Linked DNA regions of Homo sapiens: region 1 is linked to region 2. The links are chromatin loops, found by intact Hi-C in ENCODE. Cell type or tissue: B cell. All regions are shown on one strand. Each heading gives the region's core, and the rest is flanking DNA. Links, peaks and the distances in the headings are about the cores only.

The links. A loop is a pair of places that touch in the nucleus more often than their neighbours do. Peaks named below come from ENCODE experiments on the same cell type or tissue, not always from the same donor. Only the 100,000 strongest peaks of a DNase experiment are listed, where the experiment ranks them.
Region 1: it touches region 2 in a loop (4-fold over the local background); 28 of 110 quality-filtered maps call a loop at or near these places.

The regions. Positions count from the first base shown.
Region 1 is chr19:8,193,751-8,196,652 of GRCh38, reverse strand. No RefSeq gene overlaps it. Among named protein-coding and RNA genes, the nearest start is that of CERS4, 14 kb to the left of the region's middle. RefSeq lists enhancers at 1-579, 1,098-1,197, 580-1,433, 1,808-1,857, 2,298-2,417 and 1 more. In B cell, for the core only: no CTCF peak of the experiment used is centred there; DNase peaks (open chromatin) are centred at 1,262, 1,822 and 2,572; H3K4me3 peaks cover 1,733 bases; H3K27ac peaks cover 2,500 bases.
Region 2 is chr19:8,238,772-8,241,673 of GRCh38, reverse strand. The region is part of intron 2 of CERS4 (ceramide synthase 4); the gene reads right to left. LOC107985282 (a long non-coding RNA gene) reads left to right here and starts at 1,180. Exons shown (of 2, transcript XR_001753859.2): 1 at 1,180-1,340; 2 at 1,589-1,771. RefSeq lists a silencer at 1,109-1,158. In B cell, for the core only: no CTCF peak of the experiment used is centred there; a DNase peak (open chromatin) is centred at 1,153; H3K4me3 peaks cover 398 bases; H3K27ac peaks cover 1,536 bases.

The sequences.
Region 1 (2,902 bases), core at 122-2,621, 45 kb after region 2:
GGGCTCCACTGAAACAAAAGTTGGGCCGGTGTAGTGTGGCTCATGCCTGTAATTCCCATGCTTTGGGAAGCCAATGTGGGAGGATTGCTTAAGGGCAGGAGTTTGAGACCAGCCTGGGCAACATAGAGACCCCATCTCTACAAAAACAAACAAACAAAACCAGACCTGGCGGCACGTGCTTTCGGCCCCAGCTACTTGGGAGGCTGAAGTGGGAGGATCGATTGAGCACAGTTCTAGGATGCAGTGGGCTATGATGGTACCACTGCATTCCAGCATGGGTGACCCTGTCTCAAAAAAACAACAAGGCCAGGTGCAGTGGCTCATGCCTGTAATCCCAACACTTTGGGAGGCCGAGGCAGGCAGATCACTTGAGGTCAGGAGTTCGAGACTAGCCTGGCCAACATGGTGAAACCTCCTCTCTACTAAAAATACAAAAATTAGCCAGGCATGGTGGAGGGTTCCTGTAATCCCAGCTACTCGGGAGGCTGAGGCAAGAGAATTGGTTGAACCTGGGAGGTGGAGACTGCAGTGAGCCGAGATCGCACCACTGCAGTCCAGCCTGGGCAACAAGAGCAAAACTCCATCTCAAAAAAATAAAAATAAAAATTAAGCCAGGCGTGGTGGCTCATGCCTATAATCCCAGCACTTTGGGAGGCTGAGGCGGGTGGATCACGAGGTCAGGAGATCGAGACCATCCTAGCTAACACGGTGACACCCCGTCTCTAGGAAAAATACAAAAAATTAGCCAGGCGTGGTGGTGGGCACCTGTAGTCCCAGCTACTCCGGAGGCTAAGGCAGGAGAATGGTGTGAACCCGGGAGGCGGAGCTTGCAGTGAGCCAAGATCGCGCCACTGCACTCCAGCCTGGGTGACAGAGCGAGAATCCGTCTCAAAAAAAAAAAAAATAGAGTGACCAGGGCTGCAGGGTGGGAGGTGAGTGGAGAGAACGGAGCAAAACAGAGTCCGGTTCCGAGATGAGGGTGTCTGGAGTCTGGGGGACCCAGGGAAGGGAGGAGGGGGAGGCAGAGGATGGGAAGGTCTACCCCCCAGGCCTGGACTATGCTGGGCAGGCGGGCCTGGCTCGGTGCCCATCTCTGGGCAGGGAGCACAGGGTGAAAGCAGATCTGGAGGGAAGATGTGGCATTGGATGTTAGAAGGTGCAGATCTCCAGGGGGCTGTGGGAGGTGCACATAGAGGAAGCTCAGAGTGTGTGTCTGGGCTGGAGACAGGATGTCCTTGGTGTCTGCTCAGAAGGGAGGTGCACGGTAGTTGAAGGCCCCTTGGGTAAAGACAGGAGGAAGTATGGGGAGAAGCTAGTCCCAGCTGCAAGGCAGACACCTGGTTGGGGTGTGTTTCATCTCTCATGCCACTGTACTCCAGCCTGGGCGATAGAGTGAGACTCTGTCACAAAAAAAAAAAAAAAAAAAAAAAAGACAGGGTCTCACTCTGTTGCCCAGGCTGGAGTACAGTGGCATAATCATAGCTCACTGCAACCTCCAGCTCTCAGGCTCAAGCCATCTTCAGCCTCCCAAGTAGCTGGGACTACAGGTTCATGCCACATTTTAAATTTTGTTAGAGATGGGGTCCCACTAAGTTGCTCAGGCTGCAGACACTATTTGAAATGAACTCATCTGATCCTGCAACAGCCTTGTGAGGTGGGTCCTCTTAATTCCTCTTTGACAGGTGAGGAAACCGAAGCCCAGAGAGGTTAGGACACTGGCCCAAAGTCACACAGCCTGTGAGCCGCTGGAACCAGAACCTAGGAGCTGTGTTTCTGCTTTCGTGCAGACAGATGCATTTTCCTTTAATACTTCACTTTTTAGATGCAGAAGGGCAGGATCAGGGAGGTGGAGCGACTTGCCCAAGGTCTGGCAGTGAGTTAGTGGCCTTCCAAGCCTGTGTGTCTGAGCAAGGCTATGGGCTCTAGTTGAGAACGGGCAAAAACAGCGGTCTTGAAGGAAGCCTGCCTGATATCCGTGTCAGTGAGGATGTGGGCTGCCGGGCTGGGCGGTGGAGGAGGGTGGCTGGAGATAGGCTGGGGCATGTCAAGTCTGAACATTTAGAGTATGAACTAGACATAAGACAGCCCTGACTGGGCACGGTGGCTCATGCCTGTAATCTTAGCACTTTGGGAGGCTGAGGTGGGCAGATTGCCTGAGTTCAGGAGTTCGATACCAGCCTGGGCAACACGGTGAAACCCTATCTCTACTAAAATACAAAAAATTAGCCGGGCGTGGCGGCGTGTGCCTGTAATCCCAGCTACTCGGGAGGTTAAGGCAGGATAATTGCTTGAACCCGGGAAGCAGAGGTTGCAGTGAGCCGAGATGGTGCCACTGCACTCCAGCCTGGGTGACAGAGCGAGACTCCATCTCAAAAAAAATAAAAAAATAAAAAAATAAAAAATAAAAGAAATAGCCCTAACCCCACCCCCTTGTGACATCCCCAACTAGGCTGGACTTCCCCCATGTCTGCAACAGGCTGGGGCATCCTCCGGAAATGAGTGCGGGAGGGAGGCCAGGGCTGGGCCAGCAGAGTTGGGGGAGGGGATGGGAGTGCAGGGCTGGGGACACAGGAAGAGGCTGCAGGAAAAGAGGGGCAGTGTCCAAGCTCAGGGTCTCGGGACCTTTGGGGTTTCTGCCTTGTCCCCCTGCAACTCTGGAGGAGCAAGAGGCCTGGGGTTTCTCAGTTCTTTCCAGCCCAGGAGTCCCCTGGGGTGGCTCAGGGAGTGGGGACTTCCCTGGAGGAAAGGACCATGGAGTGAGCATCTAAACTTTTGCATTTGACTCAGAGCTTTGTCTCTTATTTTGTAAAACCCCAGTGTATGTGTGATATGTGTGCACTGACTACAAAAAAAAAAAAAAGAAAAAAGAAAGAAAAGAAACCTAGGCCAGGCACGGAGGCTC
Region 2 (2,902 bases), core at 124-2,623:
AAACAATAGCCCCTCTTCCACATGGAGTGGTTCGGAATGGCACCTGAGGTGGAGTGAGCACCTAGTAAAATTTAGAGGACCGAGTGCAGTGGCTCACACCCAGCACTTTGAGAGGCCGAAGTGGGAGGATTGCTTAAGGTCAGGAGTTCGAGACCAGCCAGGGCAACATAGCAAGACAAAAAAATTTAAAAATTAGGTGGGCATAGTGACACACACCTGTAATCCCGGCTACTCAGGAGGCTGAGGTGAGAGGACTGGTTGAGCCCAGGAGTTTGAGGCTGCAGTGAGCTGTGATCACACCACTGCACTCCAGCCTGGGTGACGGAGCAGATCCTGTTTCGGAAAAAAACCCCCCAAAAAACAGCTTAGACTGTGATAGTTACTGCTAGACAGGAGGTGGGGGCAGGATGGGGAGTGGTCTGGAAAGAAGGGGTGCTGGCCTATGGAGGCTTCTAGATGGTTCTTCCAAGCCCTTAGGACGGTTTCCAGCATCTGAGGTGCCTAAGGCTGCTGGAAGCTTTCCTTGCCCCTGCCACCTTCCCTTAAAGCTGCAGCTGAAGTGTTTGGGCTGGGCTGGACGACAGCAGCTTCAGGGTCATCTGCAGAGCCACCGCGTGGGTGGCAGGGCCAGTGTGACCAGCCTCTTCTCCCCTCACCCCACCCGCCCCCAAGCCTGGCTGCTGTTTGAAGCCTCCCTGGCCCCACTCCCAGCTTGGCCCCTGCCACCTGGGAACCAAACTGATAATCCTTCTTAGTGGCTAAAAATAGCCCCAGATTGGGGGAAAGAGAGAGAATGGGGCTTTGTACTGACACGGGAGGTGGGTTAGGGGGCATGAGTAGAGGATCCCTGCCCCTCTTCAGGGGTCTGAGTGAGAAGGACTGGTTCCCACGGCTTCCCCGAACCCCCAAGGACCCTGGCACTGCTCAGCAGATCAGAGCTATGCACATAGGTTTGTTTTGTTTTGCTTTCAATCTAGCTGGAAATACAGGACTTGTCCATGGTTGTGAAAAAGGCAATTAATTCAGACCCCAGATGTCTGGGCCTCCCAGAGATGAAAACACACACACACACACACACACACACACACTTGCATACATTGACTCACTCACCCGCCCCTGCAGCCTGGCCCGCTGCCTGGGGTCACCTGATTCCTGCGGCCAGAGGCTCAGGCGGGAGCACGTGACATGCTGGAAGGAAGGGGGCTGTTTGCAGATAACCACAGCCTGCCTCTGCACCGGGTCCTGGCTGTCCCTTCCAGACGGACCTGTCTCTTCCACTCTGAGCCTCTCTGAGCAGAGGTCCCACAGGGTGTTAGTGACCAGAGATGCTGCCGGTTGAGGTACCACTCCCCCCAAAGACCCCAAGGTGGACCCCAAGTTCAAGGTTCCGCCTTACCTGAGCCCCTTATTTCTGCACACATTCCTGCCCTCTACATTCTGGCCCTGCTGCCTCCCCACCTCTGCCTCCCCAGCTTAATCCATAGCAACTGCTGCTTGCTGGGCTTCCAACTCACCAAGCTCACTTGTACCATGTTTGCACCCCAGACAGTCACATACATGTCTGACTGTGTTATCATTCTTATTTCAGCTCAAATGTCACCTCCTCCAAGAAGACTTCTCAGACTACCACCAAAGAGGCCACCATATTATTCTGTCTCCTGATCCTGTGTAGTTCCTTCAACCCTCTTGTCCCAGTTGATCTGTTTCATTGGGGTGTCTTCTTCACCCCAAGGCATAAGTTTCATGAAAGAAAAGAATGTTGTTTGAGTCACTGCTGTATCCTCAGAGCCTCAGACAGGGCTGGACACATTAGATGCCACATAAATGTTTGCTACATGGATGAATGAGTAGAATAGACAGATGGACAGGTGGGAGGGTGCAAGGATGTTAGCTCAGGTGGTCAAACTCTCTAGAAAAATAACCCACCCTTAACAGGCATGGTTGGCTTGATCTCCATAAACATTCCCATAAAGGAAACGTGGGAACTGGGAAGCCCAAGGCTCAAAGCAAGAAATGACTAGAGACAGATCACAGGTCACTCAGTCAGCAAGGGGGACAGTCAAGGATAGAAGCTTCCTTGGGTGAGGAGGGGGCTGCTCTGCTCCCACAGTGGGCTCAGGGTTCATACGGTCCTGCGGAGGCCTCCCCAGGCCTACCTCTGCTGATTAAAGTTTCCCCAAAAAGCAAGCTCCTCCTTCTACTTGCCCTCTAAGCTTTCGGGGTACTAGAAGCTAATCATGCAATTTTTCTTTTTTCTTTTTCTTTTTTTTTTTTGAGACGGAGTTTTGCTCTTGTTGCCCAGGCTGGAGTACAGTGGCGCGATCTCGGCTCACTGCAACCTCTGCCTCCCGGGTTCAAGCAATTCTTTTGCCTCACCCACCTGAATAACTAGGATGACAGGTGTTTGCCATCATGCCCGGGTAATTTTTATTTTAGTAGAGACGGAGTTTCACCATGCTGGCCAGGCTGGTTTCGAACTCTTGACCTCAGGTGATCCACCTGCCTCAGCCTCCCAAAGTGCTGGGATTACAGGTGTGAGCCACCACACCTGGCCACAATTTTTCTTTCTTAAAGAGATGGGGTCTCATTCTGTTGCCCAGACTGGAGTGCAGTGGCACCATTGCAGCTCACTACAGCCTTGAACTCTTGGACTTAAGTGATCCTCCCGCCTCAGCCTTCCAAGCAGCTGGGACTACAGGAGCATGCCACCACACCCAGCTAATTTTTGTTATTTTTTTGTAGAGATAGGGTCTTGGTATGTTGCCCAGGCTGGTCTTGCACTCCTGGTCTTGAGCCATTCTCCCACTATGGCTTCCCAAAGTGCTAGGATTACCGACACAAGCCACCACACTCGGGCTCAGCGTGCAATTTCTTAATGTCTATGCCCCTGGAAGCTCAGGAG